2 separate regions of the Homo sapiens genome follow, and region 2 is linked to region 1. The links are chromatin contacts, found by Hi-C in ENCODE. All regions are on one chromosome and are shown on one strand. Each heading gives the region's core, a stretch centred on a gene start or an enhancer-like site at or near the end of the contact. The rest is flanking DNA. Distances are from core to core; before and after follow the strand shown.

What was found. A loop is a pair of places that touch in the nucleus more often than their neighbours do. Pooled maps may share reads with other maps.
Region 2: a map with no recorded cell type shows a loop between it and region 1 (4-fold over the local background). The contact joins two enhancer-like sites. A Hi-C loop is called at or near these places in 3 of 37 single-sample maps with no recorded cell type and 6 of 50 pooled maps.

Annotation. Positions count from the first base shown.
Region 1 is chr17:17,006,473-17,011,746 of GRCh38, forward strand. No RefSeq gene overlaps it. Among named protein-coding and RNA genes, the nearest start is that of LINC02090, 21 kb to the left of the region's middle. RefSeq lists an enhancer at 4,616-5,274. Within about 2 kb of position 3,644, at least 11 of the 41 ENCODE cell types and tissues checked have a DNase peak (open chromatin) inside an H3K27ac peak, as active enhancers do.
Region 2 is chr17:17,444,723-17,449,927 of GRCh38, forward strand. No RefSeq gene overlaps it. Among named protein-coding and RNA genes, the nearest start is that of MED9, 30 kb to the right of the region's middle. RefSeq lists an enhancer at 1,071-2,270. Within about 2 kb of position 1,614, at least 13 of the 41 ENCODE cell types and tissues checked have a DNase peak (open chromatin) inside an H3K27ac peak, as active enhancers do.

The sequences.
Region 1 (5,274 bases), core at 2,394-4,893:
GATCCCTGAATAACTGCATGGAGCAGAGTTGCCACCGCAGCCCTGAACTGCCCTGCCACCCCTAGACAGTGTGCTGGAGAAATGAACCTCTGTCTTGTTAAAGCCACTGTTGTTAGACGTAGCTAAACCTAGATCCTAAATACAAACATAGCATGTTCTTTTTTTTTTTTTTTTTTTTTCCTGAGGCGGAGTCTCACTCTTCGCCCAGGCTGGACTGCAATGGCACAATCTCGGCTCACTGCAACCTCCACCTCCCAGGTTGAAGCAATTCTCCCACCTCAGCCTCCCAAGTAGCTGGTATTACAGGCGTGCGCCACCACGCCTGGCTAATTTTTGTATTTTTAGTAGAGACGGGGTTTCACCACATTGGCCAGACTGCTCTCGAACTCCTGACCTCAAGTAATCCGCCTGTCTCAGCCTCCCAAAGTGCTGGGGTTCCAGCCACTGCACCCCTCCACACATAGCGTGTTCTTTTTGTCCACATAAAACTTACCATCTTGACCATCGTGAAATGCACAGTTCAGTGGCACTAAGCACAGTCTCATTGTTGTGCAACCATTACCATCGTCCATCTCAAGAACTTTTTCGCCGGGTGCGGTGGCTCACGCCTGTAATCTCAATGCTTTGGGAGGCCAAGGTGGGCAGATCACAAGGTCAGGAGATCGAGGCCATCCTGGCTAACACGGTGAAACCCCGTCTCTGCTAAAAATACAAAAAATTAGGCGGGCGTGGTGGCGGGCGCCTGTAGTCCCAGCTACTCAGACGCTGAGGCAGGAGAATGGCGTGAACCCAGGAGGCGGAGCTTGCAGTGAGCCGAGATAGGGCCACTGCACTCTAGCCTGGGCGACAGAGCGAGACTCCGTCTCTTAAAAAAAAAAAAAAAGAACTTTTTCATCTTCCTCAAATTGAAACTGTCTCCAATGAACAGTAAACAGTAACTCCCCATTCCCCTTCCCTTAGCTCGTATAAGTGGAATCATATAGAGTTTGTCTTTTCACGGAATATTACGCCCTCACGTTCTTCCATATTGTAGCATGTGCCAGAATTTCCTTCCTTTGTAAGACTGAATAATATTTCATTGTACGCACAGACCACATTTTTGTTTATCGATGGTCATTTGGGTGGCTTCCACCTTTTCGTTGTTGTAAAGAATGCTGCTATAGTGAGCTGAGATCACGCCACTGCGCTCCAGCCTAGGCAACAGAGTGAGACTCCGTCTCAAAAAAAAAAGAATGCTGCTATAAACATGGGTGAACAAACATCTGTTGGAGACCCTGATCTCAATTATTTTTGGGGTATTTTTTGGTATATACCCAAAAGCGGAATTACTAGATTATATGGTAATTCTGCACAGTGACTTTTCCACTAGTGTTTAACATGGTGTCTTGACAGAATAGCTGTAAGATTACACTGAAAAAGCAGCAGGGGAAGTGCTGTGAAGGCGGCCCATGAGCTTGTAGGAAAGGCGGTCAGCAGCACACCTCCACTGTAATGGGTTTGTTTACCCGCTAGCCTACCAACAGCTGCAGGCCCCTTTCCTGGCCCTGGCCCTGCCCCTGCCCCACATTGCTCCCCACATTAGACCCAGCTGTGCTGCACCTCTGCCCTTCTGCCCCGGCTCCTGCTTGTTACAGGGAAGGGCTGGAGGGCTCTTTGTCCAGGTTTGTCATCCAATATGAGCACTCAGTGCACACGGATGGCTTTACCTGGCACTCAGCCAGTGAACTCAGCATCTGCTCCGGCCCTTTAGCACTGAGCTAGGCTATCTACCTTCATAGGCCAATCACAGGTTGTCACAGGTAAATGACCACATGTGGTTTGTGCCTCACTTTCTGACTTTGGAACATAATCCCCTGGTAGGGGTGGGGGAGGGCCATTTTTCTGGAGCTTCCTCCTATTTTCAAGCTTTATCATGCAGAACAAAACCTTCTAAGCAGAAGCCTCAATGTCCTCTTTCTGTGGGTTGCATGTGTCCCCCAAAAGGCGTGTATTCAACACTTAATCCCCGGTGCAATGGTATTGGGAGCTGGGGCCTAATAGGAGGTGTTTAGGTTATAAGGTGCCCACCGTCACGCATGGGTTAATGCTGATTATAAAAGGCCTTGAGACTGTGAGTTTGGTCTCTTACCCTCCTGATTTCCACCATGGGATGAGGCAGCAAGAAGGCCCTCACCAAATGCTGGGCTCAGGCCAGCACCATGCCCTTGGGCTTCCCAGCCTCCAGAATTATGAGCCACATAAATGTCTGATTATTATAAATGACCCAGTCTCAGGTATTCTGTTATAGCAGCACGAAATGGACTCAGACATCTGTCTGCCAGCCCTGCCCTCCTGAGGGCTGGAATGCCGTTCGCTGCACTTCCCAGCCTCTCTACTTTGCCTCACACTGACTTCCCTCCCTGGAACCAGCAGTTCCTGCTTATTTGGGCGTTTTCAGATCTTACTGATCTTTCAAGGGCACCTCCTCTGTGAACTTACCTGGGTCCTTCCCAGCTTGGAGGGATCTCACAGCACATTCTGTAGCCAGTACCATGTTCTACCGTCTCTTCTAAAGCACAGTTCCTGGGCCAGAGCCCCAGCATGGCCTGCAGGCTGCAGGAAATGTGAATTCCAAGGCCCCCCTAGACCTCCTGATTCAGAAACTGGTGGTGGAGCCAACAATCTGTGTCTTATTGGCATAGATAGTTCTAGGTCTACCAGGCTGCCAGGAGGCCTCAATGGCTTGACAATCATGGGGCACGAAGCAACGCCCGCGAGTCAGCAGCAGGGGGTCCCAGCTGGTCTCCCCAAGGGTTCTTCTTCCCTCCTCTTCTTCTTAAAGTGTGGGAAAATTTACAGCAAAGTACACAAATGTTGGTGTGCAAATCAATGCCTTTTAACAAATGTGTCCACCCCGTCATCACACCCCAGATGAAGACATGGAACATTTCCAGGACCCCAGAAAGCTCCCTGGTGCCTCCTTCCCGTCAATAACCCCATCCTCCACCAGCCCCACCAAGAAACCACCACCAGGACTTCTGTCTCCATAGATGACTTTTGCCTGTTTTTTTTTTGTTTTTTTTTTTTGAGACGGAGTCTCGCTCTGTCACACAGGCTGGAGTGCCGTGGCACCATCTCGGCTCACTGCAAGCTCTGCCTCCCGGGTTCACGCCATTCTCCTGCCTCAGCGCGTGAGTAGCTGGGACTACAGGCGCCCGCCGCCCCGCCCGGCTAATTTTTTGTATATTTAGTAGAGAAGGGGTTTCACTGTGTTAGCCAGGATGGTCTCGATCTCCTGACCTCGTAATCCACCTGCCTCAGCCTCCCAAAGTGTTGGGACTACAGGCGTGAGCCACCGCACCCAACCTTGCCTGTTTTTGACCTCCATACTGTGCATGCTCTTTTGCGTCTGGATTCTTTTGTCTGACTTTATCTGCGAGATTCATCTAACTTGTTGCATGGAAGAGTCATTTGGTCTTTTCCTCTGCTATGCAATGCAGGAGAACATTTGTTTGTTTTTAGTTTATAGAATGCAGTAAGTTTTCTTTTGGTGGACATCAGCACTTGTTTCTCTTGGGTGTCTGACCCTTTCCCATGCTTTCCAACCCTAGCTTCTAAGCTCTCTGAGGGTACAGAGTTTGCCTCTGTCTATCCTGGCCTGACACGCAGTCTCCTCCTGTCAGCATTTACTCAGTCCAAATTGCAACAGGGGCAGGTCCCTGCCAGCTGAGGGAGCTATTCTTCCAGCTCAGCAGGGGGTTGGCCAGTCTTGTCCTCTGGGACAAAGCCCAGCCAGAGTTCTGGGCACTGTGGTTCAGAAGGCCTGAGACACGTGGTTTTACCAGGGCTGGGTACCAAGAACCATGCTTGAGGCTGACGGCATTTCATTGGCAGCGTCTGTGGGGGGCTTGGGGACTCAGCCGTGGGAAGCCTGTTCTGCACACAGCCATGGCGCAAGAAATGCTTTTTCCTGCGACGGTTCAGTGAGAACCATGATGGCAGTGGTGCAGCATCCTCCCAGCTTGGTTTTTAAACATGGGAAGGGCTTCTAAAAAGTCACACAGCTGGTTAATGTTTGAACCAGGGTGGCACAGGTTTGTGCGAAGCAGTGAGTGGAGCTGTCTGAATGCCAGGAGGAGGGTCACCCTGGAGGCGGGTGACACAGGGGTCAGTGCAGGTCAGAGGCAGAGGCTGGGCCCAGATGCCATGCGAGCTCCAGGCCACTTTCCCAGAGAAGTGAGCGGCGGCCAGGCTGCCGGAGGCTGTGTGGCCTCTTCAGGCCCTCACTGGTCCTGATTTTGAGGGGTGACTCATGCCGGCTTGGACATCCACTTCTGGCTCAAGTTGCTCTGGGTTCCTCCACACAGACCAGAGGGATTCCTGCGTCACAGGAATCCAGGAAGGGGTGGGGGGAGTTGCAGGTTGAGAAGACAGAGGTGAGTGGCCCCCGGGCCCCTCCCCTGTTGAGTCACGGGAAGGGAATGGAAATAGTGTGTGCTGAAGCTGAGTCAGGGCCCAGCCTCACCTTCTCGGGACCTCATATGGGCTCTGAGGCGAGAGGCCCACCTGTCCCCCCCTCCTTGCTGCCTCCTCTCCCAAGCATGAGGAGGGCGAGCAGGAAGGATTTAGGTTAGCTCTCAAGAAGGACTTCCTGAATCGCGCCAGGCGACACTGAGAGGCATCTCTCAAAGGAAGTTGTGAAATCTTCCTTGGGACCAATTTGAGGTTTGGTCTGGGTCCAACCAGGACTATCTTTATGGCTCTAGAATATTTTCAAGTGTTAGACATTCCTTCCTCGACATGACTCAGGGAGCATCCGATGTGTGCCAGGCCTGGTGGCAGGAGCAGGGCCAGCTGAGTGTGGGACATGCCCCACTCTGGGGGTCTTCTCTAGGTCAGCATTACAGCAGCCTTGGAGAAGACGGCTCCCACCCCTTCCGTCCTCCCCTCTCCTGGCTCCCTTGGGCAGCCTGCTCTGCCAGCCACACCACACTCCACTTTCGGATTCCGGAAGGAAACTATGGGTAATAAATAGGACAAAGGGTCAATTTCCTTCCTGTGCAAATCCCAGTAGCATTTGCAGAGTGCCAAGCATGGGAGGGCGCCCTCCTAAGTGCTTTACCTGCCTTCACTCCACCACAGCCCTGTGAGGAAGGTGCTCCCCTTTCACAGAGAAGGAAACTGAGGCTCAGTGAGGTGAGCAGCCTGGCTACAGTGGCACTGCCAGTGAGCAGCTGACCCAGCCTGTGACCTGGGCTGTGGCACAGCAAACAGCCAGCAAGCACTGGGTGCTTT
Region 2 (5,205 bases), core at 364-2,863, 440 kb after region 1:
AGCACTTTGGGAGGCCAAGGCGGATGGATCACCTGAGGTCAGGAGTTCGAGACCAGCCTGACCAACATGGAGAAACCTCATCTCTACTAAAAATACAAAATTAGCCGGGCATGGTGGCACATGCCTGTAATCCCAGCTACCCGGGAGGCTGAGGTAGGAGAATCGTTTGAACCTAGGAGACGGAGGTTGCAGTGAGCCGAGATTGTGCCACTGCCCTCCAGCCTGGGGAACAGAGTGAAAAAAAAAATCAGATTTCCACTGCATTTACTTCCCTCTCCTGTACTAGATATGGAGGTAGTTGAAATTCTAACAGGAAGGATGCCTTCAAAGTTCGGTCAGTCTCCCTCCTTGTTACTGCATATGACGGGTGGTATCACACACTATCACAATACTGCAAAGTCATTGATAACATGTGGCAGGAGTGCCCTGGGTTCTGAAGCCCCATGAAGTCCTCCAGGCGGTCTTCTGGCTGAAGTAGTGCCTCCCTGGCAGATGAGCTAGAATTCAAGGAAGTCTGATCCTAGGCTGCTTGCATCAAGGGAGAACTCGGGGAAGAGGTGGATCCTGAGCACACCCTTCAATGCCCCCCTTCCCTGAGGTGACTGGGACATACCCCACACATACCCCACCTGGGTCCCCTGCTGTTGCAAAGCAGTTTCCCTCCCCCTCCCACAAGCCCTCAGTCACGTAGGTGCCAGCACCTGGGCCCCTCCCACAGACAGCCCCATGCTGAGCACCTTTCTGATCCTATGTCATTGCTGGCGTTTGCTTTTCCTCCCCTCTCAGGATCCAGATGTTATCATTCCCCAGGAGCTCAAACTACTCCATCTCCCTGGTCTCCCATCGTTGAACTCCAATCATGGAAAGAATGCCATACAAGCTAGTGCTCCTCAGTGTACCAGCCAGGACTCTGCAAGTGACAGAAAGCCCCGCACACAGGCTCCAGCCCATCCTCAGGTCTCTGCCTCCTGCTCCGGCTCTGGCTTCCTCCGCATGTTGGATTCGTATGGGTTGGTCCCCAGCTGCCCTGTGAGGCAAGGCAGGCCTTGATGTTCACTTGCCATATCAGGTCCCGCCTGCCTCTGCAGAAAAATTTTAGGCTCCTCAAGGTCTGGGTCCACTTCTACTCCTCCTATCAGAGTGTAAATAAAAACAGTCTCCTCATCCTGCCCCTGCTCATATAACCTCTGTGACAGGATGCTCACTACTTGGAGAAGTAACTCTTTTTGCGGAGCTGGTCTCCGCCCCTTCTGTGACTGCCACCCACTGGGCCAGTTCTGCCTAATAGCAAAGAACACTGCTCACCAATCTTCTTTCCTTTCCTTCCTTCCCTTTTGCCCATAAGTCACCGATGGATGGACTGGACCCATGGGCAACGTCTGTGGATGACGCTGTGTTTGTCCTTCCACAGGGCGTGGGGCTCCTCCACCCTGCATCAGGCACAAGCCTGCTTTTGGGGAAAGTCCCACCATCTCATTTTCCCTTGCCTAAAATAGCTACTTCCTTTATGGGGAATGCAGTGTGGTGGGGAGCAATGAAAGGGATGAGGTAAGTCATCCACAGATGCCTGGTTTGGAATCATTCCTGAAAAGGTCAGCGTTTTCATCAGCCAAACAGGAGGCAGGGCACTTCCGGCTGGTCATTAACCAAGGCAAACAGCGTGGCGGGGAAAGTCAAAGCCATAGCCAACCACAAACAAACAAGTCATGTATCCTCTGTGGAGGTGACTTTCTTCTGAAGGAATGTGTGGTTGTTTGCAGATAATATCAAATCCATTTCACGTCAGATCAGGATGACAGACAGCCAGAGGCTATTGGGGTCTCACATTAAATGGCTCTTTTATGGTAATAAATTGTTTCCTTTTCACGGTTGCATGAGCAATCTCAAGTTTTATTTTGAGGTGTCAACTGCCCTCAGGGACACCTGCCACAGGTGGGATCTTGGGTCCTGGCCACCATATGTGAGAGAGCAGACCCTGGCTGAGTCACTCAGCTGTGGTCGCATCACCTCTGTCCCTGCCCCACTGCTCAGCCCCATGCAGGCTGGCAGGGGAGGCCTCCTCTCCCCCATGGGGTCTCCCTTTCTTCCTCTCACACTGATCATTGGAAAGAGTGGCTTGCATTTGCCACAGTGCTGAGGGCTGTCAGTCTTCACAGCTGAGGAAATGACATGATTTGTTGGGAGCCACTTGAAATAACCAGTTCCCCAGCTGGTCTCGCTGTCCCTGTGCTGGCAGCCCTGCTGACGTGGGGCCTGGCTAGACAGAGGTGGGCCTTCTGTGCCCTCACCTGGGCCATCCCCACCATGCGGTGAGGTTGGGTTGCATCCAGCCAGGAGGCAGCTGGCAGGGCCCTGTGGCTTGTCTGAGGACCCAAGGGGGAACTTATCAGAGGGCAAGAGAGAAAGAGGGCTGAGGGGTGGTATGTAAGAGGGAGGGGGCTAGGAGAGTGTAGATGCTTCCTGAAAGGTCACGGATTCTATTGGAATTCCCAGCCAAACTTCAGGACTGGGAAACACCCTTCTTAGGAGGTGGCTAGGGGCTCAGGCTGGCTTGGCTCATTCCTGGCCTGCAGGCCTTGCTCCTGAGCACAGGGCAGGGGCTGCCGGCCCCGGTTCAGAATGGGATCTGAAAGCTGCCTGGAAAGAATGGGCCTCTGGATCAGGATCACCAGGGTGGGACCTGGATATTTCCCATAGTCACCAGACGTGTTGCTCAGAGGGAGGTTCCTGGCCAGCAGCTTTGTTGGCATCACCTGGGAGCTTGTTGGAAATGCAGAACCTTGAGCTCTGCCCAGACTTACTCCCTCAGAATCTGCATGGTAAATGATCTCTGCTGACCCGGGCACTGGGGTTCAAGGACCTCGGCCCTGCCAAATCTGAAATCCAGAGCTAGGCCAAAGTACACTTGTGGAATCAGGATGCTGAATCTAAGTTAAATGCAGAAGCATCCTTTGAGCAAAGGTGGTGGAGTGGGCTGAATTATGACCCTCTCAAAAGATGTCCATGTCTCAGAAATGCAGAATGTGACCTTATTTGGAAACAGAGTCTTTGCAGATACAATTAAGATCTTGAGGTGAAATCACCCTGAATCATCCAAGTGGGTCCTAAATCCAATGACAAGTGTCCTTGTAAGAGAAGAGGAGAAGACACAGAGACACAGGCAAGAAGACCACGCAAAGACAGAGACAGAGATTGGAGTGATGTGGCCACAAGCCAAGAAACACCTGGAGCCACCAGAAGCTGGAGGAGGTAGGAAAGATCCTCCCCCCAAGCTTTTAGAGCGCAAACCCCTGCAGAAACCTTGGTTTTGGACTTCTGGCTTCCAGAACAGTGAGACATTACATTTGTGTTGTTGTAATGATTACAGCAACCACAGGAAACTAAAGCAGGTAGCCTTTTCAGACTCTGCAGAGGAAAAAAAAGCATGGCCAAAGTTACCCAAGAAAGAGTTGATGACCCCACCAGTCCCCAGTCACAGCAGTCTTAGCTTTGTTCCCAGAATTAGCTGACCTCCTCCACCCCATTTCCTTATTCCTTTTTAATGCTCCACAAAACCCAAGGACAGTCGAGACCTGGTCCTGCGTGGCTGCCTGATCACCAGACCGTCAAAAGCTGCCGGCTCCTTCATGCTCCCAAACGTGACTATTTTATTTACTCTTAACTTCATCTTGTTTGGAAATTATTTAAAGCAGTTTCAATGGAGTCAAACTGAGTCATATTTTAACTGCTTAAGTACCACTTAAAAACAGACTTTATGAGTTCACTCGGATTAAGAAACAAAAAAGGAAATAAAAGAAAAATGAAATAAAATAAAAAAGAATAAAAACAGATGTCAACAAGTCCTTTGGCAAATGATCCCACAATGGCTTCATTTTCTGAGCTTAGATGGCGCTAGATGAGGTTAATTTCAAACGAGGTATACTAGTACTAGATTCGAATGGACAGAAACTCTGAAGGTTCTGGGATCGTTTTCCTTTTAGAAAGTTTTCAGGATTCAAAGATAAAGATTCAGGGCAGTGGTTCTCAACTTTGACTCACACTAGAATCATTTGGGGAGCTTAAAAAGAACAGCCACATTCCAGACTCTCCCCAGATCAGGTAAGTCAGAATCTTGGCGGGTAAAGCCCACCCTGGGGCTCCATGGAACCCCTGAGCCAGACCCTGCACCCAGCTTCGCACTGACCTCCACATGCTGCAGGGTGTAGTGTGGTCATGTGCCCAGGGCTGGCCAATCAGATGTGCTCACCCTGAGCTCAGCTGTGAAGGGGCAGGTACCATCCGGGATCCATTCTGCCAGGCATGATAACAGGCAGTGCCAGTGTGGACAGTGGTGGGATAAGCTGTGGGCTGGCACCCCATCGTACAGATGAGGACACAGCTCAGAGGGATCCAGAGACTTGTCCAAAGTCCCATAACTAAGGACTGGCAGAGCTGGGATTTGAACCAGCCCCTCTGGCTGCAACGCCTGCCACCTTTTCCTCCCTTGAAACAGCTCCATGCCTTAATTAGGGGCAGTGTTGGCCAGGCGCGGTGGCTCATGCCTGTAATCCCAGCACTTTGAGAGGCCGAAGCGGGCGGATCACCTGAGGTCAGGAGTTCGAGACCAGCCTGGCCAACATGGTGAAACCCTGTCTCTACCAAAAATACAAAAATTAGCTGGGTGTGATGGCAGGAGCCTGTAATCCCAGCTACTCAGGAAGCTGAGGCAGGAGAATTGCTTGAACCTGGGAGGTGGAAGGTGCGGTGAGCAGAGATGGTGCCACTGCACTCTAGCCTCGGTCACAAGAGCAAAACTCCATCTCAAAAAAAAAAAAAAAAAAAAATTAGGGGCAGTGTTCTGGACTCTGGCTTTCAGGCCTAGCTCTCTGATTCTCCCAGCACATCCATGAGCAACCAAACATGCCTTCTGCTTTTTTTCAAAGTTAATTTTGTTATTGAAGTATCAGATACATACAGAAAAGATCACAGATCCTAAGTGTGCAGTTCAATGAAGTTTGACAAAGCAAACACACTCATGTAATCAGAACCCAGACCAAGAAATAGAACAGGGCCAGCACCTTAGAGACTCTCCCAGGGTCTCTCCTCCCAAACATAACCACCACCAGATTTCTAGATTGGTTCTGCTTGTTTTTGAGCTTTATAGAAACAGCATGATATAGTGCACACCCTTTTCGTGTCTGGCTTCTTTGAGTTAGCGTGGGTGAG